7 separate regions of the Mus musculus genome follow, and all the other regions are linked to region 7. Evidence: chromatin loops called from intact Hi-C (ENCODE). Cell type or tissue: heart. All regions are shown on one strand. Region 1 overlaps Myod1 (myogenic differentiation 1). Region 2 overlaps Abcc8 (ATP-binding cassette, sub-family C (CFTR/MRP), member 8). Region 3 overlaps Sergef (secretion regulating guanine nucleotide exchange factor). Region 4 overlaps Ush1c (USH1 protein network component harmonin). Region 5 overlaps Ush1c (USH1 protein network component harmonin). Region 6 holds the start of Abcc8 (ATP-binding cassette, sub-family C (CFTR/MRP), member 8). Region 7 overlaps Kcnj11 (potassium inwardly rectifying channel, subfamily J, member 11).

What was found. A loop is a pair of places that touch in the nucleus more often than their neighbours do. Peaks named below come from ENCODE experiments on the same cell type or tissue, not always from the same donor. Only the 100,000 strongest peaks of a DNase experiment are listed, where the experiment ranks them.
Region 1: it touches region 7 in a loop (2.6-fold over the local background); 11 of 42 quality-filtered maps call a loop at or near these places.
Region 2: it touches region 7 in a loop (13-fold over the local background); 9 of 42 quality-filtered maps call a loop at or near these places.
Region 3: it touches region 7 in a loop (9-fold over the local background); 12 of 42 quality-filtered maps call a loop at or near these places.
Region 4: it touches region 7 in a loop (12-fold over the local background); 22 of 42 quality-filtered maps call a loop at or near these places.
Region 5: a loop joins it to region 7, with 8 times the contacts of the local background. A loop is called at or near these places in 29 of 42 quality-filtered maps.
Region 6: a loop joins it to region 7, with 6 times the contacts of the local background. A loop is called at or near these places in 28 of 42 quality-filtered maps.

What each region holds. Positions count from the first base shown.
Region 1 is chr7:46,376,980-46,380,979 of GRCm38, forward strand. It overlaps Myod1 (myogenic differentiation 1), which reads left to right. Exons shown (of 3, transcript NM_010866.2): 1 at 1-320; 2 at 761-839; 3 at 1,165-2,113. The coding sequence ends at 1,415. Among named protein-coding and RNA genes, the nearest start is that of Myod1, 2.5 kb to the left of the region's middle. In heart, CTCF peaks have their summits at 225, 1,425 (motif pointing right), 2,192 (motif pointing right) and 3,862 (motif pointing right); a DNase peak (open chromatin) is centred at 2,232; H3K4me3 peaks cover 1,301 bases; H3K27me3 peaks cover 4,000 bases.
Region 2 is chr7:46,160,040-46,164,039 of GRCm38, forward strand. All of the region lies in intron 6 of Abcc8 (ATP-binding cassette, sub-family C (CFTR/MRP), member 8), which reads right to left. Among named protein-coding and RNA genes, the nearest start is that of Abcc8, 18 kb to the right of the region's middle. In heart, no CTCF peak of the experiment used is centred here; DNase peaks (open chromatin) are centred at 1,772, 2,422 and 2,602; H3K4me3 peaks cover 491 bases; H3K27ac peaks cover 926 bases.
Region 3 is chr7:46,605,267-46,609,266 of GRCm38, forward strand. All of the region lies in intron 8 of Sergef (secretion regulating guanine nucleotide exchange factor), which reads right to left. Among named protein-coding and RNA genes, the nearest start is that of Sergef, 33 kb to the right of the region's middle. In heart, CTCF peaks have their summits at 1,309 (motif pointing left), 2,262 (motif pointing left) and 2,481; DNase peaks (open chromatin) are centred at 1,295, 2,425 and 2,545; H3K27ac peaks cover 1,597 bases.
Region 4 is chr7:46,224,349-46,228,348 of GRCm38, forward strand. Ush1c (USH1 protein network component harmonin) reads right to left here. Exons shown (of 27, transcript NM_001163733.1): 5 at 1,195-1,303; 6 at 1,062-1,086; 7 at 836-893; 8 at 490-584. Among named protein-coding and RNA genes, the nearest start is that of Ush1c, 12 kb to the right of the region's middle. In heart, a CTCF peak has its summit at 2,101 (motif pointing left); a DNase peak (open chromatin) is centred at 2,833.
Region 5 is chr7:46,201,892-46,205,891 of GRCm38, forward strand. Ush1c (USH1 protein network component harmonin) reads right to left here. Exons shown (of 27, transcript NM_001163733.1): 19 at 3,303-3,422; 20 at 2,239-2,289. Among named protein-coding and RNA genes, the nearest start is that of Abcc8, 24 kb to the left of the region's middle. In heart, CTCF peaks have their summits at 2,359 and 3,086; no DNase peak of the experiment used is centred here; H3K27ac peaks cover 614 bases.
Region 6 is chr7:46,180,013-46,184,012 of GRCm38, forward strand. It overlaps Abcc8 (ATP-binding cassette, sub-family C (CFTR/MRP), member 8), which reads right to left and starts at 21. Exons shown (of 39, transcript NM_011510.3): 1 at 1-21. In heart, a CTCF peak has its summit at 1,817 (motif pointing left); no DNase peak of the experiment used is centred here; H3K4me3 peaks cover 373 bases; H3K27ac peaks cover 211 bases; H3K27me3 peaks cover 3,171 bases.
Region 7 is chr7:46,093,968-46,097,967 of GRCm38, forward strand. It overlaps Kcnj11 (potassium inwardly rectifying channel, subfamily J, member 11), which reads right to left. Exons shown (of 1, transcript NM_010602.3): 1 at 3,156-4,000. Among named protein-coding and RNA genes, the nearest start is that of Kcnj11, 4.3 kb to the right of the region's middle. In heart, a CTCF peak has its summit at 2,310 (motif pointing right); DNase peaks (open chromatin) are centred at 2,524 and 3,554; H3K4me3 peaks cover 1,556 bases; H3K27ac peaks cover 1,501 bases; H3K27me3 peaks cover 1,091 bases.

The sequences.
Region 1 (4,000 bases), 280 kb after region 7:
GCAAGACCACCAACGCTGATCGCCGCAAGGCCGCCACCATGCGCGAGCGCCGCCGCCTGAGCAAAGTGAATGAGGCCTTCGAGACGCTCAAGCGCTGCACGTCCAGCAACCCGAACCAGCGGCTACCCAAGGTGGAGATCCTGCGCAACGCCATCCGCTACATCGAAGGTCTGCAGGCTCTGCTGCGCGACCAGGACGCCGCGCCCCCTGGCGCCGCTGCCTTCTACGCACCTGGACCGCTGCCCCCAGGCCGTGGCAGCGAGCACTACAGTGGCGACTCAGATGCATCCAGCCCGCGCTCCAACTGCTCTGATGGCATGGTAAGGCGGGGGGCTCAGGAGGATGAGCAATGGAGGCGGCGCCTGGGGTATCTGCAACAGGTTTCCGAGGCCCTTGGGGTGGGGGTGTCCCTTATACCTAGATGCTCCTGGCATCTGACACTGGAGTCGCTTTGGAGACCCAGGGCATCTATGATTCTGCCGATTGGGGGTGGAACACTGCTGCGCAGACCCCGGGATATGCTTTTCCTTCTCATTATTACCCTAATGCAGATTATTGTTCCTGAGTGACTGTCCACTCTCAGTTTGGCCCCGCATGCGACAGCTTCCAGTGTGTGGCTGGCTCCTACCACCTGGGGCTGACCCAGTCCTGGAACCAGCAGCTGAGACTAAGGGAGTGAGGGAGGGGTGATGACAAGGAGTGTTGCTTGAGACCCACTCGGGCCCTGTAGACCTAACTCTGTTATCCTTGCTATTCGCAGATGGATTACAGCGGCCCCCCAAGCGGCCCCCGGCGGCAGAATGGCTACGACACCGCCTACTACAGTGAGGCGGCGCGCGGTGCGTATTCTCAGCTGTTCCCAGCTAGCAGGCCTTTATCGGCCTTCTGTATCCCCCTTGAAACTTTCCTCGCTCCCTAGGCTTAGTATCCTCTTCCTGCCTCCACCACATACATACCCGTACCTTGGGATGGCGGGGGGGGGGGAGGCTGGGGGGGGAGCATTGGGGGAGGGGACAAAGAACTATGATGCACACCTTCCTCTCCTTTCTCCTTCCAGTCTAGCAAGTCCTCAGTTTCCCTTTTGCTACAAAGCTCCGTGCCTATGGGCAGGAGACTTGAGAAGGGCCGCAAGTTTGGATTACTAACCTTCCACTCCCCTCACAGAGTCCAGGCCAGGGAAGAGTGCGGCTGTGTCGAGCCTCGACTGCCTGTCCAGCATAGTGGAGCGCATCTCCACAGACAGCCCCGCTGCGCCTGCGCTGCTTTTGGCAGATGCACCACCAGAGTCGCCTCCGGGTCCGCCAGAGGGGGCATCCCTAAGCGACACAGAACAGGGAACCCAGACCCCGTCTCCCGACGCCGCCCCTCAGTGTCCTGCAGGCTCAAACCCCAATGCGATTTATCAGGTGCTTTGAGAGATCGACTGCAGCAGCAGAGGGCGCACCACCGTAGGCACTCCTGGGGATGGTGTCCCTGGTTCTTCACGCCCAAAAGATGAAGCTTAAATGACACTCTTCCCAACTGTCCTTTCGAAGCCGTTCTTCCAGAGGGAAGGGAAGAGCAGAAGTCTGTCCTAGATCCAGCCCCAAAGAAAGGACATAGTCCTTTTTGTTGTTGTTGTTGTAGTCCTTCAGTTGTTTGTTTGTTTTTTCATGCGGCTCACAGCGAAGGCCACTTGCACTCTGGCTGCACCTCACTGGGCCAGAGCTGATCCTTGAGTGGCCAGGCGCTCTTCCTTTCCTCATAGCACAGGGGTGAGCCTTGCACACCTAAGCCCTGCCCTCCACATCCTTTTGTTTGTCACTTTCTGGAGCCCTCCTGGCACCCACTTTTCCCCACAGCTTGCGGAGGCCACTCAGGTCTCAGGTGTAACAGGTGTAACCATACCCCACTCTCCCCCTTCCCGCGGTTCAGGACCACTTATTTTTTTATATAAGACTTTTGTAATCTATTCGTGTAAATAAGAGTTGCTTGGCCAGAGCGGGAGCCCCTTGGGCTATATTTATCTCCCAGGCATGCTGTGTAGTGCAACAAAAACTTTGTATGTTTATTCCTCAAGCGGGCGAGCCTCGAGGCTCGCTCGCTCAGGTGTTGGAAATAAAGACGCTAATTTATACAAAGTGGCTCTGGCTTTTCCTAAGGGGATCAGAAAGAAACTCTACGAACTGGGCGGGCTGTCTCGCAGCGACCCCTGTAGGTGGCAGAAGGGTAGCACGGAGGCTGGGTAGTGCTGGGTAATGAAGAAGGGCTGGCAGACCTCCAGCTGTAGGGAATTCCCCAGGCCTTGCCTGCCGCACCCAAGAAAACCAGTGGCTCCGGTGGAAAGATGCACGTAGGTTGATGTTCGTTTAAAAATACAAAAAGCCAGATGTGGCGGCTCATCCCTGTAATCTCAACATATTTGAGAAGCCGAGGCAGGAGGATGGAGGCAAGCTGGAGGCCACCCTGGCGATAAAGACATAACCTCTTTAAAATACAAAATTAAAAGTTGGTGTTAAGGAGGTGCTCAGGTGATAGAGCACTTGCCTAGCATGCACAAAATCCCAGGCTCAGTCCCCAGCACCATATCAACCTGTCATGGGGGACACAGCTGTAGTTTCAAGGCCCGGAAGGTAACACAGGAAAATCAGAAGTGTGTGGCCATCCTTAGCTACACAGCAAGTTCCAGGCCAGTCTGGGATACATGAAACCCTGCCCGTAGAATAATGGATTAATTAAAAAAAAAAAAAAACAACCAAAAAACTAGTTCTACCCATTTAAGATTCTGGCAGAATGAGTCTGTCTAGGACCAGTTATTGTTACTTTCCAAAGTCTCCTTTTAGGGACTCCCAAGTGTGTGCTAAGCTGAGAATGGCTCCCATCCACACAGTGTGTCCAGAAGGCTCTGTGAGAGCGTATGGCCCTGGATCCACACAACACCCTCACACGTGTGGAGGAGGGTGGGAAGATACAGTGCAAGAAGAGACAGCTAAAGGGCCCTGGGGATGGGTTATGAGCCATGTGGTGTATGCAAGCCCTTAACGATAGTGGGACTGCACAGGGACAGCACAGTCAGGAGCCAACCCTCAGAACATCTTCCACTGTCTCATCTCATTCGAAGATAGAGGCTCAGAGCCTGTGGGAGGAGGGAGGGGCAGAAGGGACCAGTATATCTCTAGAGTTGTGGTGCTTCCATCAGACTGTGTAGAGGGCAGGGGGAGGCCATTGGTGCAGCCAGAGTGCAAGGTGAGCTTTCTGGACAAAGTGCTATTCAGATGTGTCAGGAGAGACAAGTGTAGGCAATGCACAATGGCCGTGAGGGACCACACACACACACACACACACACACACACACACACACACCTCTATTCTTCCCTGGAGTGGCCTGGCATACATTCTCCCTCCCTTTAACACTTGTCCCTAGGCCCTCAGTACCTCCTGCATTCCTTTTGTACAGATCCTCTCCTTAACTTCCCATAGGCCAGGTTCAAGACACAGAAAAGACACCTTCAGGAAGGACCACTGCATGCAGAGAGTGGACTCTGCCTACCCTGCAAGACCATCCTGGAGGAGATGCTCAGAGCTTTTCCGTTACTCTGATGTTCCATTGGCCTCTCAGAGCTCTGTAGGGTTCCTTACACACTCTCTCGAGGCCCCTCAGGGATCAGTCATAACTTGTCCATTGGACATATGCCAATCCTGTCCTCAAGGGGAAGAGGCCACTGAACACACGTCCTCCCTTTGGGAGGCAACCAGACACTTGGGGGTTGAGCCTCTTCACAATTGGTCGCATCATGATCGATGACACATAGAACACAGACCGTGCATACGGACAGGAGCAGTAACACAAGCAGAGAGCTGCCAGGGAGAATCCTGAAGGGACTGGACAGCAGAGGGAGCTCACAGCTGAGGCACAGCAAGCACAAAAAGAGTGGGGCAACCTTGTAGACCCACAGCTCCTCATGAGAAGGAGCTTAGGAACACCGAGATGAGACAGGACCACATGGGCCTTGGCTGAGCT
Region 2 (4,000 bases), 66 kb after region 7:
TAGGTTTTTGTGAAGATGTGGGTACACAAGGCCTGTGTGGCACCTCTGTGGTATGGAAGTGTGACATCCAGGTGGAGACAAGAGGATCATCCTTTGCTACATAATAAGTAGGAGTCCACCCTGTGCAACACAAATCCCTATCTCAAAAAAGTGAAGAAAAGAAATAATGGGTACCAGGCCAGGCAAGAGGCCTAAGAAGGCAGGCCCTGGTGATGCCTAGCCAAAAAGAGGACACCGTGCATCCTAGAAGGAGTGAAAGGCCTGTGGCAGGAGAGAAGAGACCAGGACCACAGCTCAACATCTGATGGAAGCTGAAAGCTTTGGAAGATCTCATGCCCTAGACTTCTGTTTTCACAAGCTCTTGGGGAAGCTATTTGCAAGTTGATGCTTAAATAAATATTCCTTTAAAAACGTAGATACATTTTAACTTATTTTGTGTATGCACAGGTGCCACAGTATACATGCGAGGTCAGAAAGCAACCTGGGGGAGTTAGTTCTCTCCTGCAACCATGTGTGTCCCAGGGATTAAATTTATGTCACCTGACTTGGCAGCAGTCAGCTTTATTCATTAGCCATCTCTCTGGCCCTAGCTATTCCTTTAAACGAATCAGTGCATAGGCTCTCTGTGCCCCAGGCTGTCATCCGGCAGTGGAGGCCTGCAGTGGCCACTGAAAGCAGTGGACTGATTACAGAGGTGGCTGAGGCAGCAGGACTTTGATGGGACAGTTCTGATGCTTCCCGACTGAGGCATGACTTAAAAGGTCCCTCCTGGTCCTCTGGAGAATAAAGAGGGTCCCTGGGCTCTCTCTGTTTGAGTGAGGTTAAAAGGTGGACCATCTGCCCTGGAGGGCCTGAGTAAAAGCTAGAAGCGATCTCAGGTCACCACAGGTAGCAACCTGTCCCCACCTGTCACATGCGCACCTCTGCCATTCTCCACCTGACATGGAGGTTCAGACATGTTAGAGATGAGCTGTACCTGAGTTTAACACCAGACTCATCACCTACCAGCCATGATGTCTCTAAAGGAGCCCCTCGCCCTCTTTGAGTCTCACTTTCCTCCCCTGTAAAACACTGGTTAAGGGATTCTACTGCAGAATCTTGTGGAACCATGCGCCAATGGCTTCCCAGAGCATTAGAAGTCCGTGTGTGATAACTGCTGCACTCAGTGCTGGCGACTGATCGAAAGGCCTGTGCACGCCAGCCAAATACTCTGCCCCGACTGGCCTGGAACTTGTGGTGATCCCCCTGCTTCTGATTCCTGAGTGCATGTGGGAACATTTCATTCTTCATAGAAGTATCATTTCCCATAGTGGTGTGTGTGTGTGTGTGTGTGTGTGTGGTGTGTAGTGTGTAGTATGTGTGGAATGTGTGTGGTGTATAGTGTGTCTGTAGTGTGTGTGGTGTGTGTGATGTGTGTGGTGTATATGTCTAGAGTGGTATGTATGTGTAGTGTGTGTGTGTGTGTGCGCGCGCGCAGTGGTTGTATGTAGTGTATGTGCACGTGTGTATAGTGCTGTGGCTTGAATTCTGAGTTTCATGTATGCTAAGTATATACTCTGCCACTGGGCTACAGCCCACTCCACCTGGTAGTCTCTCATGGTAGCAACAGAGACAAGGGGGCGTCTAACACAACCAGGGAGGGCTTCCTGAAGGAGGAGACACAAAGCTGAAGCATGGAAGCAGCAGTCACTTCAGGCACTTTGTGAACACTGTCACAAAGAGGCCACTGACATACTGACATTCCAACACCACAGAAACAGCGAGACATTAATGATCACCAAGCCACCCGGAGTGAGAGCCACAAATAACCCAGTGAGGAGGGAGGGGGAGAGAGGAAGAATAGCAATAAGAATAGGAGCTGGGGTGGGGAGGACAGTGGGGGAGAGAGAGAGAGGGAGGGAGGGAGAGAGGGAGAGAGAGAGGGAGAGAGAGAGGGAGAGAGAGGGAGAGGGAGAAAGGGGGAGAGAGAGAGAGAGAGGGAGAGAGAGAGAGGGAGGGAGAGAGATGGAGAGAGAGAGAGGGAGAGAGAGGGAGAGAGAGGGAGAGAGAGAGGGATCATACACAGAACCATCACTCATTTTGTACAATTTGTTCGGAAACGCACACACAAGCCTGCATGCTCTTCCCACTGTCACCCAGAAGCTTTGAAGCTTTGGCCTTGGAGCCGACCTGGGCTTGTCTTTTTTTGGCTCAGCTGATAGCCCAGAGTGGCACCGGCAGGTTTCGGATACCAGCCATTCCTTATGAATCCAATTCAGTTGCCCTCCAGCCAGATCAGTGGCATCCCTGGCAGGTGACAGATTGGAGAGGGGGTTGGGCGAGAGAGTGGGGCTGGAAAGAATTAGATCCTGGAATAGAGCCCAGATTTCACAGGGAAGAGAGATAGTGGGGACAGGAGCTTCAGAGCATGGCAAATCAAGACCGCCCATCCTTTAGGGTGCCAAAGGCGCTGTCTCTGTTCCTTGCCAATTGTGTGTCCTAGAAGGGAAGAGAGGACAGGACAGCTGCTGGTGGCATCAACATCGGGTGAAGCAGGCTGGACATGGGCTGGGCTTCCTCATGCCAGGCTCTAAAACCTGCAGCCTGGGGCTGGCCAGTGTCCTCCTTGCCCTATCCCCGGTGACCCACCCTGATAACACTGGCTCTTGGCTAGAACTGGAAGGCAACGTGACTGCACTGAGCAACCTCTCCCCACAGTTATGGGCTCTGATGCCCAAGAGAATTAAACTGCAGGAGGGGGCCTTGGGCTGGAAAGTCAGAGAGAGTCCAAGGGACTGTGTTTACTCTCAACTCTCGTCTCTATGTCGGAAATTTGCTGATTGTATTTGGGCTGCAGGGAACAACTATTAAATCTGATAATGCCTGCTGCCACTGAGGCAGAGCCATCTGTCCCACAGATCTGTGTGCTGATGAGAGCATTTCAACAAGAAGGTGATAAACCATAGCTAGCGCCGGGTAGGCACCAAGGGTTGAGTCAGGGAGGTGAGGCTCAGGCGAAGGAACCTTCCTGGGGCTGCCCTCACCATCTCTGGGGGTGTTCTCTCCCTAGGAGACTTTCACAAGGGTTTGGAGAAATAGAGGAAGAAGATGGCTATCCAAGCTGATGGGAGCTCTGGCCTGTGCTATTTTCCCCTAATGTGCAGAATGGAGAAGGTGGGGAATTTGGACTCAGTCTAGAGTCAGACTAAAACTGGAGATGCTATTGCTGGAGGCAAATAAATAATCTCTCTCTCTCCTTCGAGGACCTGGCAAAGGCCAGAGGAGGCCAATGAGATGGCTCAGAGAACATACATGGTAGAAGAGAACTGATTGCCACAAGTTGTCCTCTGACCCCAAGATGCATGGTGTGGTACACACGCATGCACACGTGCGCATGTGCGCGCACACACACACACACACCACATATACACACATACACACACATGCATCACATACACACACACACACACACACCACATATACACACATACATACACATGCATCACATACACACACACACACAGGAAAATATTTATATCCAGAAATGGCCCTCAAAGGATTCAGAGACTAAAGGAGCAAACCAACAACTAACCAAGCAAGTGAACAAACAAACCAGTCTCCTCCCACTGTGGGATGTCTCCACCTGGCTAAGCCAGTGCATCCATCCAGGTCCTATCCCAAAGCTCTTCTCTTAGGGGATGAGGTTGCTAGGTAGCCCAGGCTGGCTATACACTTGCTGACACTGTCCTGCCTCAGCTTCTGAAATGCTGGGCTTCCGGGCATGCACCACCCCACCTGGCTTTTACAGTCTCTTGTGGTCCTCCTCACAGTCATATGGAGCTACAGATATTTTATTTAGATTTCTCCATCGTTGGATTTCATGGTCCATGGAGCCAGAGTGATGATTTGGTAGTAGTCATCATTTTAGTGTCGTGGCTTGAGGGCCCAGACTATAGAGCAAGAGAGCTGGGCTCAAATTCTGTTAGAAGCTGGCTGAGAGGCCTTGGTAAAGTTATCTAAT
Region 3 (4,000 bases), 510 kb after region 7:
CACTGAGATCACTTCAGGGAACTGGCTGTCACTGATCAGAGAGCTCCAGAGAGACACTGCAAGGTCTCTGAGAAAGGGCAAAGCATGGTGTCATGTGTCAAGAACCTAAAAATGACGACAAAATTACAGCCTGACCGCTTTGAGAGCACTTCTGGAACAAATCAATCCTCCCCAGGAAAGAGGAGACTTCCTCGAATGGCTCCCCAGCCTCTGCCAGTGACCTCTGAGCCCTTCCCAGGCCATCGAGGAGTCTGAGCGGGGCCGACGGCCTTGCCACAACAATCCTCTTTCCACTATCTTCGGCTCCGTTCCTCCCAGCACTAAGATCTAGGAAACCGTGAGAGGTTGAGCGTCAGCATCCTCCTAAAATAGGCTGGAACCCTGGCCTGACGTGATGGTGCGAGGAAGAGGGGCCTGTGGAGGTGACAAGGTCAGAGGGTGGGGGTCTTCATGAACACTAGCGGTGTGCTCGCCCCTCTGCCACGTCAGAGGCCATGGCTGCCTATGAGCCAGGAGAGTAGACTCAGAGAGGAACTGCCAGCACTTTGGTAACACTTCCTAGACTCTGGACTGTGGGAAATAAGGTTCTGTTATTTCTAAGCTACCCGGTCCATCTAAAGTAAGACAGCCACTTGCTACACACCCAGTGAGGTCACAGGGAGGGGAAATAATGTGGTGAGAGGTGAGACCAGACCGGGGTGGGGGGGGGGCTCACAGGTCCACGTTGTTTCTTAAGTATCTATGCTATTTTGAAAAGGCCGCTCAACCCTGCTAAGCCCTGGACTGCATGTGGAGTGCAGGGGCAAGGGATCCTAGCTCAGGACACTACGAGGAATCTGTATGTGACAAACCAGAACTGGGCAGAGTGCTGATATATGACGGGTGCCTGGCAAACACCGGTCCCCTACTCCAACCTTGGATGTTACTCTCTTCAGCCTGTCTCCAGCAAGGCTTTGGAAGCCTTGACCTCAAGGAGAACTAATGAGGGGAGGTCCTGGTCAAAACAGAGCCCTTTGCCCATGCTGTGTGTAGGTGGGTGGGAATCAAGACAGCCAAAGAAATGTGCATCTCTGCTGTTCCCCACTGTTTCTAGCTCAGACCCCAATCTCCGGCTCTCCCATAGGACAGCCAGCTAAAGAGCCAACCTCAGCTCATCTCATGAGCAAAGCCCAGCGAGGATTTGAGATCCCTTCAGCTCTGACCTTGCTAATTCTTACTCTAAATGCTGTACACACACACACACACACACACACACACACACCTTGTCCCCAAGGCTGTCTGCCTGCCCATTGCTGCCATCTGGTGGTGGGCAGACCCTGCTGCCCTTGGCTTTAGGCAAGCACTGGGCATGCCCCATGGGTGAATGTACCTACTCTAAAGGTGGCTCTTCCTTCACCGCCGGACACACCCTGCACTGTTCCAGGCCACAGATCAATGGGTATCCATTGCCAAACACAACAACAACAAAAAGAAAACAATGCCAGGTTTTCGCCTCTAGCGAAGATGACGCAGCTGCAGTAGGAGACTGAGCTCACTGGGAGGAAGTGGCCTGCCCAAGGTTGCCTAGCTGCCAGGCTCCCAGGACAGTACACAATTTTACTTTACCACAATGTTTAAGGTAAGTGGGCACTTGCAGATCAAAACTAAAGTTAGCCCAGGGCTGAGGAAAGGAAGCCTCCAGAAGGTGGGAACACAATGTTGCAAACACTTCTTGCAAAGCCAGGAAAATAGTTACGAACTCAAACAGCTTGGGCACCAGCTGGAAGGCTTGCTGGAAAGCTTTGCCATCCTCGGACCTTGGAGGGCAGGTAGCAAGAACATCTGCAGGAGACAGCCCCAGGAGCCAGCACAAGCTAGGTTTTAATCTACGCAGTCATCAGATGGGTGAAGACAGGGGCAGCCATGCATGCATGCGTACTTCCTGCGCTCCACCACACACTACAGGCAGGAGCCTGACTTCCTGCGCTCAACCACATGCCTGCTCTTTATAGGGCCCACATATCATACCCTTGGCTCTGTCTGCAGCCATCTTCTGTGCTACGTAATGCAGGGCCAAAAAAAAAAAAAAGCAACGTGTGGCTTTACGCAGACCACTCTGCCATCCTTCCCTCTGTCATCTCACATCTGCTATGTATTTATTGATGTTTTGTAGGGTGTGTTCCAAAGTCCTTTTTCCTTTAAAATGCTAGACTCTGAATCCTGCACGCAAGCCAAGGCTCCTCAAGGGAATGTAATCAAACAATGCTGCCCTCTAGTGGCCAGATGAAGTCAATTTCCCCCTCCCAGCTTGGCTAGCTAGCCATGCTCCCACTCAATCCCACCCTGCACTGGCCTTTAGCCAAAAGTACCTAACTCCAAGGAAGACAGAGTCGACCGGCTCAGCCCCTCAGCTGTCCCCACAAGAGTGAAGGAACCCTCTGTCCTTGGGAACAGATGCACTCTGGAGCATCAAGACCTTTCATGACTTTCAAGTCCCCTCTGCAGATGAGGAAACAAAGGCTCACGGATGCCCAAAGGAGCCCAAGCTGATCAAGCTGACTCATGACTGAGCCAAAAATAGAGCCCACTTTTCCCGCCTCCTGCTACAGCCTCTTGCCTCTTCTCCATGTGACCTCTCAACTGAGGTCCAGGGAGGAGACTCGTCAAGGGCATCCACGCTGCGCTCACTCACTAAAAGGGGATCATGTCCTGGCCTGAAAGAGTAAGCCATTTTCACTTTCCTTTTGAAATAGCCTTACGAAGGCTACCATCAGACCGGAAGATCTGTCCATCCACGTGTGCATTCCCCCTGCCCCTCAGCACACATAATAAATAAAGTAAAATTTAAAAAGAATAATATCTACAACCTCTGACTGGCCACACGAATGAAGGGGGAGCCAGAGAGTTTTTAAGAGTCTTGCCTTGCTAGCATAGAAAATAAAATGCACTTTAATCAGACCTATCAGAGGTAATATTCTGGTATATTTCTTCCTAATCTTTTTATAACATTAGCTGAGAATTAGAAAGTACCGTGCGAGGCTATCCCTGTAGCATTAAGTCTCCTGAGCGCGCCTCTGAATGGCAGTGTGACGCTCCAGCATGTGACTGTGCCTGAGTTCTTTCAACCCACCCCCCTTTGTTTCATTGGTTTCTGTCATTAGAAATCAGGCAGCTGTGCATGGCATGACAATCACTGTCTGAACACATATATCGATCCTGATTACTTCTTAAGCCAGTTTTATTGTCACAGAATGAAACTGGGGTGGCCATAAGAATAACCACAGGGCCAGCGAGATAGCTCGACGTAAGGGGCACCGGCCTCCAACCAAGTCTGACACCTGAGGTCAATTCCCAGGTCCCACGTGGTAACAGGAGAAACCTGGGCCTTTCCTAGTGCTGTGACATGCTGACTCCCTCAACGGGCAATAAAGCATAGTCATTTTGTTTCCAAAAGACCATGATGTCTGAGACCTCCTACTCAGCACAAGGTAAAAAGAGGAGCCGGGGGCCTGGGAGTCTTACCAGAGGAAAGGAGAAGACAAGAGAACCAACTTGCACACACTCCACCTATTGAAGTGTGACCTTCCCAAAGCCCAACCACAAGCGCTTGCCCTTCCCTCTCGACTCACGCCACAGCGCCTCTCAGAAACCCCAAAGCCCCTGGTGTCCTGGCCACTCCTCTGGCCTCCCACCACACTCTTTATTCATCTCCTAAATATTTAATTTGTTCATCCAACCACAAGCTTTCTGAAGGTAGCTCTGGACTTCAGAGTCCCCTGCATTCCACAGCACAGTGCAGGGTCCACACGCTCCGCATCCCATAGACAAATGCTAAGGGGACCAAGATAACTACATGTCCTTCCCAGACACTTGGGACAATAAAGTACCCATTGTCCAAAGCTAGAGAAAGGTGCTTCTCTGAAGAATAAATGTAGCTCAGTAATGAAGTCAGGGCATTCTGTGACACATGTGGACAAAAGGAGTGAGTCCAAGCTAAGCTTTGTCCACTTCCATGGACCAG
Region 4 (4,000 bases), 130 kb after region 7:
ACTGGCAGGGTTGGAACATATCTCCCAGCAACTGTAGCACCCGCATCTCAACAAGACCACTACACAGAGCCCAAAGCTCCTGCATGTGGCGGCTTATTGTTTTATTTTATGAGACAGGGTCTAGCAACCCTAAGCTAGCCTCAGAGCTCTTTCTGATGGTGCTGGAGTTGTAGGCTTCACTGGCCCCTCTTATGGGACGGTTCCCAGAAGCATCAGTGACAAGAGAACTGTGGCAGATGCCTAGCTGGAGAATGTACTTTCGCAGTGAGGGAAGGGCTCCTATAGAATGGAGTTCTATCTCTGGCTCTGTCTTCTGCATCATCACCAGTGCATGAGCCCCACAGCCAGTGGACCAGAGTCTTCAGGAGCAGTATCGAGGAAAGGGAGAGGAAGTTCTGGGGAGCCTGGGATTGACCAGCTGTCACTGAGCCCTGGGCATGTCACCCACCTAGAGACTGGTGACCGAGCCCAGACTTGCCTGCTACCTACCTGCAGCCCAGGCCCCGAGAGCCCACTAGACTGATAAACACCTTCTTCTCCTTGGTTGTCCGATTGCCAGGTGAGCCCAAGCCACCTCGCACACCCTGAAGGAGAGACAGAATCAGGTTACTGGGTCTACATGCCTTCAAGTGGCCCTTTTAGCTTGAGACATACAGATTAAGTAGCCAATATTCATGGAGACTGGAGACATCATATCCTTGCGGTATGAGTCTGAAGGCCTACCATGCTATACCAGGTACCCTAGTGACCTATGGGGGACCCCGGGGTTACATTCCCCAGAGCCATTCCTTCTTCAAGGCCAGCTACCGAACCCCCATGGCAGGTAGTCTCTTACCCCAGATTCCGACACGAACTGATCCACATACTGCCATTTGAGGGACTCCTCAGGAGAGCTGAGGCGAAGGCAAGAGAGAAGATGGAGCCGGTAAGCACACTCGAGGGAGCTGGGTTCTGTGTCACTTCACCCCCGCAGCCCAGGAGCAGTGCAAGTTCAGGGCCTGGGGGTGGAGTAGATCCCAGGACTCTTGGCCTAGAGGAGACTCACAGATAAGCCTGCTTACCTCTTCACAGGGATCAGTCCGATGTCTGTGGGGAGGAAACAGCAGGTTAGGGAAGCTCCTATGCCCTTGGGGTTGGGGCCACCTCCCACCCAACCCCCATCCCAAAGCGCCATTCCTGTCCGGCCTCACTCACGTCTCACTTTGATGGACACGGTCTTCTTGGTGCGGATCAGGTTGATGACTTCCTCATGGGTACAGGAAGAGATGGAATAGCCGTTGATCCGGACAATTTCATCCCCTACCTGGGCAGAGAGAGAGATGCAACAGGCACAGGGGAGAGTGCCAAGCAGGGGAGCAGGCCCATTCCCAGGTGCTCCCCGCCCCAGAGGGGCTGTCATCAAGCAAAAGCTTTCATCTGTGCTTTAGTACTGTGTCGCAGCCTAACTACCCTCCGACAGCGGCAGGCAACACTTTTCAGCTCCAGGATGGAGAAAGCAAGATCTGAGCTGGGGAGAGGCATGCAGTTGGTGGGTAATGGAGCTGAGGCAGGGTTTGGAACTCTGTTACCGTCTCTTGGTTCCTCTGTCACCCCACTGAGGTGCAATCAGGTTCTGGAATCCAACATCCCTGTCTGGCCTTTGTCCCTCCCTGTCCTAGAAGCAGGCTTTTGTCTCTATCAATTACCAATTACTGAGATCTGAAATGGGGACGCATGACACTTGACCCAAACTCATATCACTAACACAAACATATAATCTCTTTTGTTCCATTCCATGGAAATGCAATGAAGTTAAACTGACTTCTGAGTTTTGATTCTGGAAGCAGGCAAAGAGCAGAGAATGAACCCACGGCTCTGTGCTCTGAGTTGAAATCTTTTTTTTTAAATTCAAGTCTTTTGGATTCTCTAAACCATGGTTTCTTTCATATATGAAGCAGAGAATACCATGGAGTTGTTGAGTGAGGATTAAGCAAACATATGTGCAAGTGTGTAAGGTCAGCCAGTATGGGGCCCACAGCAAGTTCTTAAGAAATGGTTGCTATTAAGGAGGCCTACTGAGCCAGTTCAAAGAGGCAGAGCATGATGAGACTGCCCCCTGCTGGCCATCGCTGCTGCCTCTACCAGAAAGCCGAAGGATCCTCGAACATCAACATCTCCTGAGAGAAGATAGGGAAGCTGAGGCAGAGGTGTATTGGTAATGGGCAAGAGACAGGTAGGGGTGCAAGACAATGGTGTATTGTCCAAGGACACGAAGACACACGGGGACAGAGCTCAGGCGTCGTGCAGATGAAGGCTGTGGCTTTGCCTGAAACCCCACGCATTACTGTTGGTCTCTTGGAGAAGGGTTGGCACATGTGGGGTCTCAGGTTAGACTCTGAGGGCACATGGTCTCTAGGTCAGTTCCCAGCCTACAATCTACAGTTACCTCTCATTACCACTAGGAAAGGGTGTGCCCATCTCTCTGGGACTCAAACACCCATCTCAGTGTCCTGATAGGAGGGCTCTCCAAAGAACTTGCTGCGTTTCTGGGGACAGTGACTTCAAAGAGAACATCCAGATAGCTTCCTGAACCTATGTTTTTCAATCCAAAGGGTAAGAACTTGTGTTTCTGCTCTGCATAGAACTTGCCAAAAGGCCTTTATGTAGGGACCACTGTGGCACTGTGAAGAGATGGGGCATCAGGAGGAACTGATTTGTTCAAAGTCACCCAGTGAGCCAAGAGGCTGCTGGGATGTGTCGTCAGGTCTCCGTGACAGACAACACATGCTGGCTCTTGGGTGTCTGGAAAAGGAGGGCATGTGGCCAAGCCTGGCTGCAGTTCCTTGCACATTGCCTGCTATGGAGTCCTGCCACTTGTTCAGAGTCCCGGAGTTCCATAAGAAGGCAGGGATTACTTTGTGCATCTTATAGCAGAGCCAGGGAAGGGGGGCAGAATCATTTTCTACACAAGTAAACAGCTAGTTGCATACGTGCATGAATAAAGGACACAGTTAAACATAAAGAAGGTATTGTTAAAAACCTAAGTATCCTGGAGGGGACAGAAGCAATGTGACTAAAGTCCCAGGACCAGGACCTGCTGGAGGGTTCAAGCCCCTGCAGGGCCTGCAGCATCCCAGGGCAAATCCCTCTTGACTTCTAGAATCTTCTCTGTGCTGTCCTCCAGCACAAGAAACGTGAACCCTGGTTTGATCAATGGATGAAGGCGATTTTCTCCTAGCTCCTCCTGAGTGGAGTTCCCTGTATTGTTACTACAGGACCCTAGTCGGAGTGATTCCCCCACAGCCCCTGGAGAGGGTTGCAGGATCAACTTCCCTCTCCCTCCTTGCTCTACACAGAACCCTGCAAAAGAGCCTTTGTACGGAGCTCATAGTAACATGACAATCTGAGGGATTGTAGGACAAAGAGGAGATGGGCCCCAGGGCCCCGGAAAGGGGGAGTGCTATTTCATAAGCCTGAGAAGCAGGTGGGAAGTTGGATGTCTGGGTTTCCTGAGTGCGCCCTGATGCCCTCCTTCATGGGTCTCTGCAGGAAAGCGCTTGTCCTCAGAGGAGAGCTTGTGCTGGAAAAAAAGGGGGGCCCAGCTGTCCCCAAGAGGGGAGCTCATTATGCTCTCTCCTCTGGCCGTGTTTCTGGGCTGGAAAATGTGCCACCGAGGGAAGGAACAATGAGGGGGCTGAAATTTCAGATGCTACCGGGAGCCCTGAGACAGGGATTGTGAACAAAGCCCTGACTGTCATCTTGCTGTCCCCACCCCCTCCTCCCTGGTCTCGCACCATCAGTCCTAGAGCCCCCTGAAGCCCCTGGCTTATTCCCCGATGGGGATGTTGATAACAAAATCCCTGGAAGTCTCTTTACCTGGAGAGACATAAGCAGCCCTCAGACCTGGAGGCCTGCTTGTCCCTGCTCAGACACGAAAGTGTGGGGACTGTATGGGAGAAGCCTGGGGTGCTGGCCTGGATCCAGAAGACCCAGGTTCAAAGCCTGGCTCTGCTGCTCACTG
Region 5 (4,000 bases), 110 kb after region 7:
GGAAGTACTTAGAGGAGCCTGTCCCTGTCCCTGCTTTGTTCAGCCGGTGGTGGCCACTGTGGCTCCAGGGATACCACTGGGGTCTGGATGCCTAGGTGGCTGGCCCATGTCTCACAAGAAGTCTCGTTCTGCTGGCCCAAGCTGGCCTTCTACATCGCCATTGGAGGCTGTGACCAGGCCAAAAGAGTGAATCCATGGCTCTCCACTTAGTACTCTGACCTCATGGAGGGGAGCAGGCCTGTCTAAGGGGTTTCTTGGCCTGGAGAACACAGCCACAAAGTGACTGAGGAAGGCACGTGTCAGTCTGTACCAAGGGAAGAAGTGGGTGGGGGGTAAGATTAGGAGTAGGAGTCTGACTGACCTAGGAGTTACAAAGCCTCCCTCTCCAAGGGAGATGGAAAGGACATACAGCTCTGGGGCCCATGCTCGGAGGGGGGGGGGTTGCTGGGGTGAAGTGGGCCAGGACTTGGAAACATCATGGTAAGAAGAAGCGGGGCAAATCCAGGGCAATTGGTCCAGGGGTCACATACACAGTGAGCCAAACTAGGGCACCCACAGGCCTCAGAAGCCAGGGTGCTAATCCTGAATTAAACCACAGTCAGTCCCCACTGGAAAAATGGCCACACAGTTTCCTAGGCTGCACCAAGTCTCCTCTGAGGTCTGCAGGCAGCATTGTGAGTGGGCCAGAGATCCTGCCCCTGCCCAGACTGCAGCTATGAGACACTGGGCGCAAGAATGAGGGCAGCAGTTGGGCCCCTGAATTTCTGCTTGCACCCTTTCTCCCTAGGCTTTTATCTTCCAGGCTGAACCCCCATGAGGCTTTGGATCTGTCTGGCGGCCATACTGTGCTTGTCAATCAGCACACAGAACGAGGGGCACAGCACATCTAAGCACCAGAGAGGTTACTAGGCAGAATCTGGGACCTATGTCCTTGTCACTAAGAGAGGCCTATCTATCCCTGGTGTTCTTTTTGGAATACTGGGTCCTGCTGGCCACACTCCCCTTTGTCAGGCCCTGAATACTATTCTCAGGGATGGCTGGGTGGCAAAGTCTGAGACTTGTGAGAAATCTGAGACGTCTGAAACATTACGGCTGGTTTGCCTTAGGAGAGCCACACCCTCTGTTCCGCAAATGGGGAAACTAAAGCCAGAGAGGTGACATTGATGCCTAAGGTCATGAGTCAGAGGAGGAGCCAAGGGTTTAACTGGATCCTTGAAGCCTTATAATCCCGGAGCTCTTGTCCTTTTGCTTTTGAGAGGTGTTGGTGTCTTCAGCTTTGGTCCTTCAGGGTCTATTGGGCAAGGCCTGTGCTTTGAGAGGCAGGTGATGTAATGCTCTCGAGCAGATAGCAGAACCAGTGTCCTGGATCTAAATCCAGGGTCTGACACACAGCAGAGGTGCTCCATGGCTCCTGTGACTGCCTCACTTCTGTGGCACGGGGAAGACGATAGAGCTCCCCACCGTGTTGCGGTGAACTTAAGACCCTTGATGAATTTAGAAATGGGGCTTGCCCGGCACACCTTCTAAGGTCTTCTGTCCATCTCGGGTCCTGGGCTGTCAGCGGCCTCTTTTACAGACACTCCACCTATGCCTCCTACCCACACTATTTCCTGCCTACCCAGGCTTGTGAGTGGGGGCATTGGAGAGCCTGCTGTCCAGGTTGCCTTTGATTCGGGGGGCCTCTTTCAATGGGGATGAAGCTGTCAGTCCAATAGTTAGCTCTGGATGGAAGCTAACTCTACCCTGCCTAACCTAATTCAGATGCCAGCAGGGACTCCCAGATCCCAGTGAAGCCCAGAAAGGTGGAGAAGCTAAGCTGCCACCCTCCTGAGGCTAAGAAAGGCTGTGGTCTGCTTGGAGCAAGTACAGCCTAAGAAGCAAGGCAGTATCCAGCCCCTCTCCCCCTTCTCTCCAAGGATGGAGTTAGGGCTAATAATCTTAGCCTAGCTAATAATCTTAGCCCTCTGATCTTCTTCCTCCTTGGACCACCAGAGGGTAGGGGTGGGGAATCCTACTGATGCTTTCTCCATCCGTGTTTAAGCTCTGAAAATCCCTGGGTCTCCTTTTGCTGGGGGTGAGGGGGACACAGAGCTGGCCTGAGGCTTCCCTGAAGATGGTACTTGGGCTACCTTGAAACTGCCAAGACCTAGAGTGGAGGAGGAGGAGTCAGACACAGAGTGAGACGGGTGGGGCAGAATCAGCTATACACGACTACCAGACACACGGGTCTCATTTTACTTGTCTGAATGCTGTCTGATATACCACCATCCTCTTCAGCATCTCCTGCGGCTGCCAGAAATAAAAAGACAGTTCCCCACCGGATGTTAAAAATAGGTATCGTCTGCCCCCTGGCGCCAGGTTCTGGGGCTGCCAGCCTGAGACTACTGTGTCCCTCCCCAGATAGGCTGATGTTCGGGGACCACTCCAGGCCTCCCACCTTGCAGTTGCTATGAAGCTGCACTGACACCATGTACCATGAACCAGAGAGCACAAGCACCATGAACTCAGCAGGCTGGCCCAGGGCATGACCTTTGCCCTTTGGGGGAGCCGACGGGACAGCAGCTAACGCTCAAAATAAGTACCGGAGTGCCCTGCCCTGACATTTGGGTAGGGTTTCCTGGAAGGGAATATAAGTTCTGCCATGACTGTGCTTCCACGGTGTGAGGCCAGTCAGAGATCGGAACCCTGTGGGGTGCCTGTGAGCCCCAGCTTCCTTCACTGTGGGGACTGGAGTGAGCAGAACTTTCCATTCCCCAGCAGCTGGTTCTAGTGATAGCTGAGAAGTGAAATGGGGTGTGTGCATGGACATAAAGCCTAAAGGCAACCACAGGCATCATCCTTCAGGTGCCACCGGCTCTCTCAGTGACCTGGAACTCACAGAGTAGGCTAGGCTGGCCAGCGAGTGAGCCCCAAGGACCTGCCTGTTTCCTCTGAACAAGGATTACATCATCAAGCCCAACTTTCTTTTTTCTTTTTTTTAAAATGTGAATCCCGGGACTGAACTCAAGTGCCCATGCTCACACAGTGACCACTGCACCAGCTCAGCCACCTCCCCAGGCTCAACACTGCCATCTTTAGACGGAGCTTCAGGCTGTGTGTGGTCAACGAAAGAACTAGAATTGTACGGGTCCATACCCACTGCAAATCATGTGGATTCATCCCTTGACCAATAAGAAGGTGACAAGATGACTCAGGATTTGACTGTGTCACATCTCACTTCCCTTCCAGAGGTGTCAGAAACCAGGTGACATGATCTTGGACTGCTACTCTAGAAGCACCCCGGAGGGACCCAAGGGGCTTACCAGAACCTCGGACTTCACAGCAGGCCTGTAGACGAAGTTGTGTTCCTGGTGGACCATGACGGGTTTGGAGATGGTGGACACGCCAGGGCCTCGTGGAGGCTGTGGGCTTGGGCAGAATGTCTACGGGGGTTAGTTTAGGAGATACCCATGTGGCGTCATAGGGGATGTGGCCAGGGATAGCCATTGTATGTTTACAAACATGCAAGTCACTCCCATGCACATGAGCCAGCCTGATACATCTGCCCAGACAGAGGAGGCCTGGGGTAGGTGCATCACCTAAAGAGAACTCTACAGCCTCAGTGTGGCTGAGTGGCTCTAGGGAATCAACCAGTTGAGTCAGAGGACACACTTTCAAGGCTCCCCCACATTGACCACCCAATATCCCCTTCCTTAAAGGGCCATTTCCCCTGGATATATTCAAGGCCCTGTAGTGTGACACAAGGCAACTCTGGTTCCCAGTGTCTGGGCACAGTATCCAGAATCCCTGGGGTGAGGACACATCAGAGACCAGACTATTCAGGGACTGAGAGCACTTGTCTTCTTCACTCTAACGCTTGATTACCTGCCAAAACATCTCTCATCAGGGCACAGCCCTGTCCCCAAACCCTTTGACTGGTCCCTAGAGACTGTCAACACTACCGTCCTGCCTCCCAACACCCTTCATGAGATTCTCTATCTTCCCACTGTCTCTGTCCCAG
Region 6 (4,000 bases), 86 kb after region 7:
ACCCTGGGCTCCCGCACGGCCCGCCCCGCCCCGCCCCGGCCCGCCCCGCCCCCACCTGCCGCTGGGCCCCGCCCTTCCAGCTGCTCTTGTGGGGCGAGGGTGGGGTCTCACCCAATGCGCACGTGCGCTGGGTGCGCAGGCGAGGCGGTGTCTGAGTGGGAGTAGTAACCAAGATGATCCGGGTGAGCCCGGAGTGCGTGGATTTGGGATTCCCGAATGTTGATTCTCTGGAACTAGGCTCAGCTGGATGTAGATCAGAGGGGTCCCCATAGGAACAGAGTGGCACAAGCCCGTACCCGATTCGGTCCAAAGAAACTAAAGAACTTGAACTTAGGAGGGTGCGTGGGAATTTTCAAGTGTCTCTGGCGCGGGGTCGCAGAGTGACCTCACAGCCTGTCCCGATCTTTCCCCTAAAAGATTCAAGGTGTCCTTGCTAGCCAGTGGGAACCTGGCCTGAATCTAGCTCTCTTCCCTTGTGGTGATTAGGGTTTTTGTTTTGTTTTTGTTTGTTTGTTTAAAGATTGGTTTTCTCTCTCTCTCTCTCTCTCTCTCTCTCTCTCTCTCTCTCTCTCTCTGTGTGTGTGTGTGTGTGTGTGTGTGTGTGTGTGTAGGTACCAATAGAGGCCAGAAGAGGAACTTGGATCCCCTGGAGCTGGAATTATTGGTTGAGAGCTGCCTGGCATGGGCGTTACTGGGAACAGAACTTGGTCTCCTCAAGAGAGCCCATGGGAATACTCTTAACCACGGGGACTTCTCCCCAGTGCCTGATAGTTTTTAATTGTCCACTTGCCACAACCTAGAATCAATTAAGAGCCTCAGTTGAGGAATTGCCTAAATCAGGCTGGCCCGTGGGTATGTCTGTGGCTAACTGTCTTGATTATTAATTACTGTGGGAGGACCCAGCCCACTGTGGGCAACACTATTTCATGAACAGGGCCCTGGACTGTGTAAGAGTGGAGAGAGCTAGGTGAGCAGTAGGAGAGCAAGCAAGGACCAGAGAGCAAGTAAGGGAGAACCAGAGAGCAAGCAAGGGAGGACCAGGGAGCAAGCAAGGGAGGACCAGGAAGCAAGCAAGGGAGGACCAGGGAGCAAGCAAGGGAGGACTACAGAGCAAGCAAGGGAGGACCAGAGAGCAAGCAAGGGAGGACCAGAGAGCAAGCAAGGGAGGATCAGAGAGCAAGCAAGGGAGGATCAGAGAGCAAGCAAGGGAGGATCAGAGAGCAAGCAAGGGAGGGTCAGAGAGCAAGCAAGGGAGGACCAGAGAGCAAGCAAGGGAGGACCAGAGAGCAAGCAAGGGAGGATCAGAGACCAAGCTTATCCTTTCTGGTTTTGCCTGTGGATGTGATACTATAAGCACATGCATGTATCCACTCCCACTGCTGTGGACTCTAGCATTCCTTTTTTCTTATATCATCATAATTATCATCTTCCTCCTCCTCCTCCTCCTCCTCCTCCTCCTCCTCCTCCTCCTCTCCCTCCTTTTTCTCCTGCTCCTCATTGATGGAATCTTGCTATGTAGCCCTGAATTCACTGTGTGGCCCACATTAGCCTCAAATTCAACCTTCCTGCCCTAGGCTGGAGTTTTCTTTTATTTTAGGTTTTTCTCTACATTTCTGCATTATTCTTTGTGCAGTTACATGCTCAGCCACGTTGTCATGGATGCACAACCTTTCAGGCAACTGAGGACTGCATTCATACCGAGGGCTTTGTGGGGAGGGGACATACTAGACTAGACTGCCTTCTGCTGTCATAGGTATCTCAGTACAGTGACCAGAGGCTCTGCTGCTGTGTGCTCAGTGGTGCCACCTAGTGATAGTTCTCAGAGCACATCCCCATCGTGAGATAGCATATGGCCAGATTCCTACATAACTTCTTATGTGGCCAGTCACCTTTCTGAGCTTCATTTTTCTCATTTCTAAATGGGTGGGGAGAGGAAGTCATATGAGCTGGGATGAGATCACAGGATCAAAGGGGCTTAGCGTGCAGGTGAGGCAGGTTCTCTATGCCCATTCAGTGTCTACAACTACCCTACACTTGCCTCTCCTGGGTCCTTACAGCAAACAAAAGGTGTGGTCCATTGTAACATTCTAGTGAGGAGAGCTGCAAGTGGCGGGAGCATGTTTAGCCTGCAGTCTTGAGGACCCGTTTACCTCAGGGACACTGTGGCTGCCAGCAGTCTACACAGACCACACAGCCCACTGCCTGACACAAGGATTTGAGAGTTCTCTTGGAACGCATGGTGCCAGCTGCCCAAGAAGGCTCTCTGTAGCTGCCAAGGATGTGTGATAGAACTGCTTTGTAGCTGGGCCCTAGAAGCACCTCAAATGCCCATCAGTGCAGGGTCACTGAAAACAAGCAACCTGCATGGTGTAGTCCTTCCTGGGCTTCAGTGGGGTGGGTGCAGAGAACACGGACACAGGCCTGGAGGAGCGCATGCTTCATGGCATCCTTTATGGATGAAATGGACTTGCGTGTGTCTCCATACAGTGAGGGGCGGGCCTCTGGGTTTGCTAGCCCCGGAGACCCTGCCACGTCTGTAAGCACTGGGAGAGTGCTTTAAGCAAAGGTACCCCACTTGAAGAATTCTCAACCATCTAGTGGCAGAACAAGAACAGACCTGGATTTAAGAGTCTGGATTCTCACTCGCTGGCAGGCACGGTGGGAGTGGCTCTCCTGGGGTCGATGTTGCTCAGGCCTTTGTGTGGCTAACTGGGTAACTTGTGTAATGCCAGCAAGGGAATAGGTGGCAATTCAGGAATTGAACCTTTCCAACAATCCCAACCAATGAGCTGGTTGAAATCAAAAGCAAAATTCAGTGTGTAGCCATCGTGTTACAGTTACTTGTGGCTTGAGGGCACGGTGGCTCATGGCAGGGGAGTGTGGCAGTAGGAACACAAGGTGGCTGTCCAGTTGCTTCTGCAGTCAGGAAGCAGAGGGAGAAGGATGCTGGTGCTCATCGTTCTCTTTATCACTCATTTGGTCCAGACTCCTAGCCCATGAGATGGTGCCACCCACGCTCAAGAGGCGTCTTCACATTTCATGTCAGCCGATTCTCAAACCTCCTTCATAAGTGTGCCCAGGGGATTCTAAATCCTGGCAAGCAGATGGTGTTGAATGGTCACTCTTATGCTGTAGAACATCGCGGCAGAAGGATGGAGAACAACGTGGGGCTATCGGTACCAGTGGAGAAAGACGTTTCCTCCTGCTCCTTTTACCCCCATGACTGTGAAGCTGGGTCTAGGTGGGAAGCAGACAGACAGACAGTGCTTCTGTGGTTCCTCAGGGGAACTGGGAATAGATGAGAGGACTGGGTAGAGACATTCTGTCTGCGACTCTGGGAGCAACAGCATCTCCCCTCTCAGCCCCACTCTCCCTATGTCAGGAGAGAAGAGAAAGTTCTACAGTTGATGCCTAGCTATCTGCTTAATGGAGAAGTGGCTGGGGACCTAGCTGCCAATGATGGTGTAGGTAGATTATACTAGATAACCCATATAGATCATGCCAGATTCCTTCACCTCAGGGAAGAGCCACAGACTGATGGACGCACGAGATCCTCAATTGTACATGAATGGACGGTTGGTGAGTCAGCCTGCCTTAGTGTCTTGACACCATGTAATGGGAGAAGTGGGGAGGGAACTCCTGACAACAACCAAGGCTAACATTTTTTTCTGTTGGCTTTTTTCGATAAGAGCTTCTTATATATACAAATTAAATATTGCTCTTGCCAGTTAAGGGTGTTTGGTTGCTTGTTTGAGACAGGGTCTTGTGTAGTCCAGGATAGCCTCAAACTTGCTGTCTTAGTCAGTGGTTTATTGCTGTGAAGAGACACCATGACCTTGGCAACTCTTATAAAGAAAAACATTTAATTGGGGCTGGCTTAACAGTTCAGAGGTTCAGTCTATTATCATCAAGGCAGGAAGTATGGTGACATGCAGGCTGAAGAAGTAGCTGAAAGTTCTATATCTGAGTCTGCAGGCAGCAAGAAGAGAGAGACTCTGGG
Region 7 (4,000 bases):
CTGAGACACCAAACCAGCCACAACACCTTCGACTTCCAGTACGTCCTGCCTGCAGGGTGGGCTGGGGTGGCGGTGATGAAGAACTTGTGGGAGTGGCCAACCAATGACTGATCTACCTTGAGGCCCATGTCAGGAGAGGAAGCCAGCGACCAGAGCCTGGACTGCCTAGAGGCCCAGGGTAGAACCAAATATGATCGGGGGAAAAAAGGAAAAAGGAAAAGGGAAAAAGAAAAAAGGAAAAGGGAAAAAGAAAAAGAGAAAAAAAGAGTCAAATGATTCTGTCACACGTACAGACAGGTGCTTAGCCCAGTTATCATCAGACAGTCATCATTTAGTAACTGATGTGAGCAGACGCAGACACCGGACCCACAGCAGAACACCAGGCAAAGCCAGGGAAGCTCTGTGGAAAAGGGGGAGGAAGGATTCTAGGAGCCAGAGGGGTCGAGGACACCATGAGAACAGGGGCCACAGCATCAACTAAGCAGGGTTCATGGGGGCTCACAGAGACGGAGGTGACAATCATGGACCCTGTATGGGTTTGAGCAAGGACACTATGGTTGTATAGCTTGGTGTTGTTGTGGGACTCTTAACAGTGTGAATGCAGAGTACACACACACACACACACACACACACACACACACACACACACGGTGGGGGGGGGGGCGGTATTTATGAGAATGCCTTACAGGCTGTGGTCCAGCTAATCCAAAAATGGCTGCCTATGAATGGGAGGTCCAAGAGTCCAGAAGTTGTTCAGTCCATGAAGCTGGATGTCTCGGATGGTCTTCAGTATACACTGGAATCCTCTATGCCAGTGAAGGAATGGACTTGCTATTGAGGCCATGGACGGACTGCCTGGTGGGGTCTATGAAGAGACAAAGTGGCGTCTTTCTCTTCCAGATTTCTGAGAGAGAAGCAAAGTCCCATGTCACACAAGTAACCCACAGGACGTGGTGGCGGGTTGGTTGTCTCTGGTTTCTAAGGATGGATTTGTTTAATGAGTGTCCTTCACGTAGGATGGTCACCTTAGCCTCCGAGGAAGCCTTGGATACTTCCTTAAGGGAATAGAAGCTAAGGCATCACAGCCGATCGCTGTAGCAGGGGGAGCGTAGAGGCGCAGACAAAGCTATGGCGGTGGGGAGGGGGAGCTGAAATGGGCAGAGCCTGGCCTGGGATCTGACATCCTGTCTATTACAGGACTTAGGAAGAATCAAGGGTGGGGGAGGGATGAGATCATCACGTTCTGGACTCAGGTTGCCAAGGTAGCCTGGTCCTCAAGGCACTTGAGTGCTGAGCCGGCCAATATCAGGAGTAGGAGGGAGTATAAGGAAACCCATTTCCCTTCCTGTGAGGGGATAGGATGCCCCAAGCAGGTGGGCTTGGTAGAGAGGCTGTCAATCTAGCCTCCACCCCTGGTCACAGTTTTGACTCTGATCTCCGTGTTCTTCCTCTCTTGAGTTCCTTTGGAGCAGGAGTAGGACAGGCTCTTCAGACCTGCAGCAGTCTAGGGATGTGGCTAAAGTGCGGAATTCACCCTTTTCTCAGAGTTGCCTGCAGTCATCAGTAAAACTCAAAGCTGTAAGATATTGCCACCTTGGAAGATTGGGGACATTAAGACCTGTGGGAAATTACCAATACTTCCCCTGCAGTGACAGCCAGATCCCTGGGGAAGATGTTAGGAAGGACAACACTGGAAAGAGGACACCTGTTGGGGCAGAGTGGGTCCTATGTAAGGAAGGGACACCTGCTGGAGATGCCAGTCCCCAGGTGTCCGGCCTGGATGCGTTTCCAGTGTTTTACCAGTTCATTTTCAGATCAACAGACAGTCCCCAAGAGGAAGAGAGCAGCTTGGCTCCTTTCCCCTCTGCAGCCCAGACCTGATACTTGGGGCATGTCACACCAATGTCACACCACTATAATGAGTTGGGGGCAGGGTGGTGGGATGTGTGTCTCCCCAGGCTGCACTGTCACTGCTTGGCTTGGCACACAGTGGACTCAAAGGCTAAAGAGGATAGAGGGGTCTCCATGCAACTGGACCCAAGCTGAGGAGGTCCCTGCGATTGCCAGGGTACCTTAGACCTAATGGAGAATGTCACTTAAGAGTGACCCTGCTGCCACTTTCAAATATGGAAATTATGTGCTCCGCTGGGCACATTTTTCTCCAGTTCTTGTGTAGTGAGGCGACTGGCTATCTCTTCAGGATTGGAGTTTTCTACTCTCTCCCTAGCTAAACTTTAAGGCTTGGGATCTCTCTTACGGAACCAACAGCCCAGATTTTCTGGGCTCTTGTAGGTCTCCTCTGTGGCCAGCAGGTGGCACCATAACCCCATTTCTATGGGCTTCAGCCAGCACCAGCTGCTTATCTGGGAGTTGCAAGGTTATTTGGATGGGACATCATGGATGCTGTCACTCAGCAAGTCTTACAAGTGACTCTAGCCCCTCCCTGTGGCCTCAAGGAGAGCTTAGGCGAGTCCCGAGAATGAACACTGCACCCAACTTGTTGCCCCCAGCACTAGGGAGATTCTGAGGGGCTAAAGGGAGGAAACATTTCAGTCTGCTAAGAGGGAGTCAGCACTGGGGACTATGTGCAGATGGAGGAGGGCAGGAGAGAGCAGATTAGAAGTCAGACTGGTAGCAGAACTTCCTGGCTCGCCCATCTGCATGCCTCACTATAACCATAGCCCTGGTTTGTGGTCATGTGCACAACCCATCCATCTGTCCATTCATTCTTTCATCGAACATCCACTCAGTCCCAGATGCTGAGGAGACACGAACACAGAGATGGGGAGACAGACCCTTAAACACAGTCAAAGAAGAAGGCCCGTAGAGGAGAGAAGGCTATCTCTCTCCAGGGATGGTCCAAGGAGCACCCCTGGCCTGAGCCTTTATGGACATCGATAGAGGAGGCCACCTTTGACCCAAGAGATAGAGAGTGACAACATATTTCACACCATACAGAATGATCACAACCCTTCTCAGCCCGCTTCAGTGGCTGTGGGGCCTGATGGGCAGGTGGATCGCAGGGAGGTGGGCAAAGACAGGGAGAGCAGCCCCTGCAGGCCAGGTCTGAGCTGGGAGGGGCACCGTGCGGAGAGTAAGACCAGACAGAGCAACGCATCACTCGGAGGCAGTGTAGAAACACCTTCGTTTGTCTTAGGTTCAGTTTTCCCATCACGCGGCTAGCCCAGCAGCGATCACGACAGTTAACATTTATTGAGTACTTGTTATAGACCAGGCACTTCTGAAGCATGGATACATGTGCTTTCACCTGCTCAGCTTAATGAGGTGGGACTATTAACATGAATGAGACAACTGAGTCACAGAGCTGTTCGGCCGGAGCCAGGATTTGAACCAATCAGTGCCCTAAAGCTTACAACGTCTCTCTTCCCTCCCCATGGCTACCTCAGCCTTCCAGCAGAGTCTCGGGAGGGAGGCCAGGCCCTTGACTACGATGTCTGGTGGATGTCAAATGGCCAAGTTGGCCAGACAGACAGAGAATGGGTGGGGGTGGGGGGACCTGAGGTGGAAGGATGGTGGCTTCCAGAGATGAGGGAAACAGAGCTGGTCTAAGTAGCTTTCCTGGCCTCTTGCCTGTCAGGGCCATGTTGGGTGGCAGACTCTGGCAGTGCCCTTTATTTTTTTCCAGTGGCATGCCCACTGCCTCCCCAGCAAGAAACGCCCAGAGTTCAGGTCACAGGTGGGAGGCTTTATGACAATGGGGCAGTGGAGTTCTGGGCAAGGACACCACACTGCTCTGAGAGTCCAGGCTCAGGTCATGCCCAAGGGCCTTGGGGACTTCCTTTTCCCTCACCAGGCTGAACTTCCCAATATTTCTTTTTCTAGTAACCCAGACAAGGCACCGCTACCCCACCAGCGTCCCCCAGACAAAGTGACTCACAGCTGCCCATGGGAGCTGAAAGCAGAGTTTTGCCTGAAGTGCATCTTGTATGGCAAGCACAGGACCCCTTTTGGCCTCTCATCCAGGTATATCAGTGTTTGC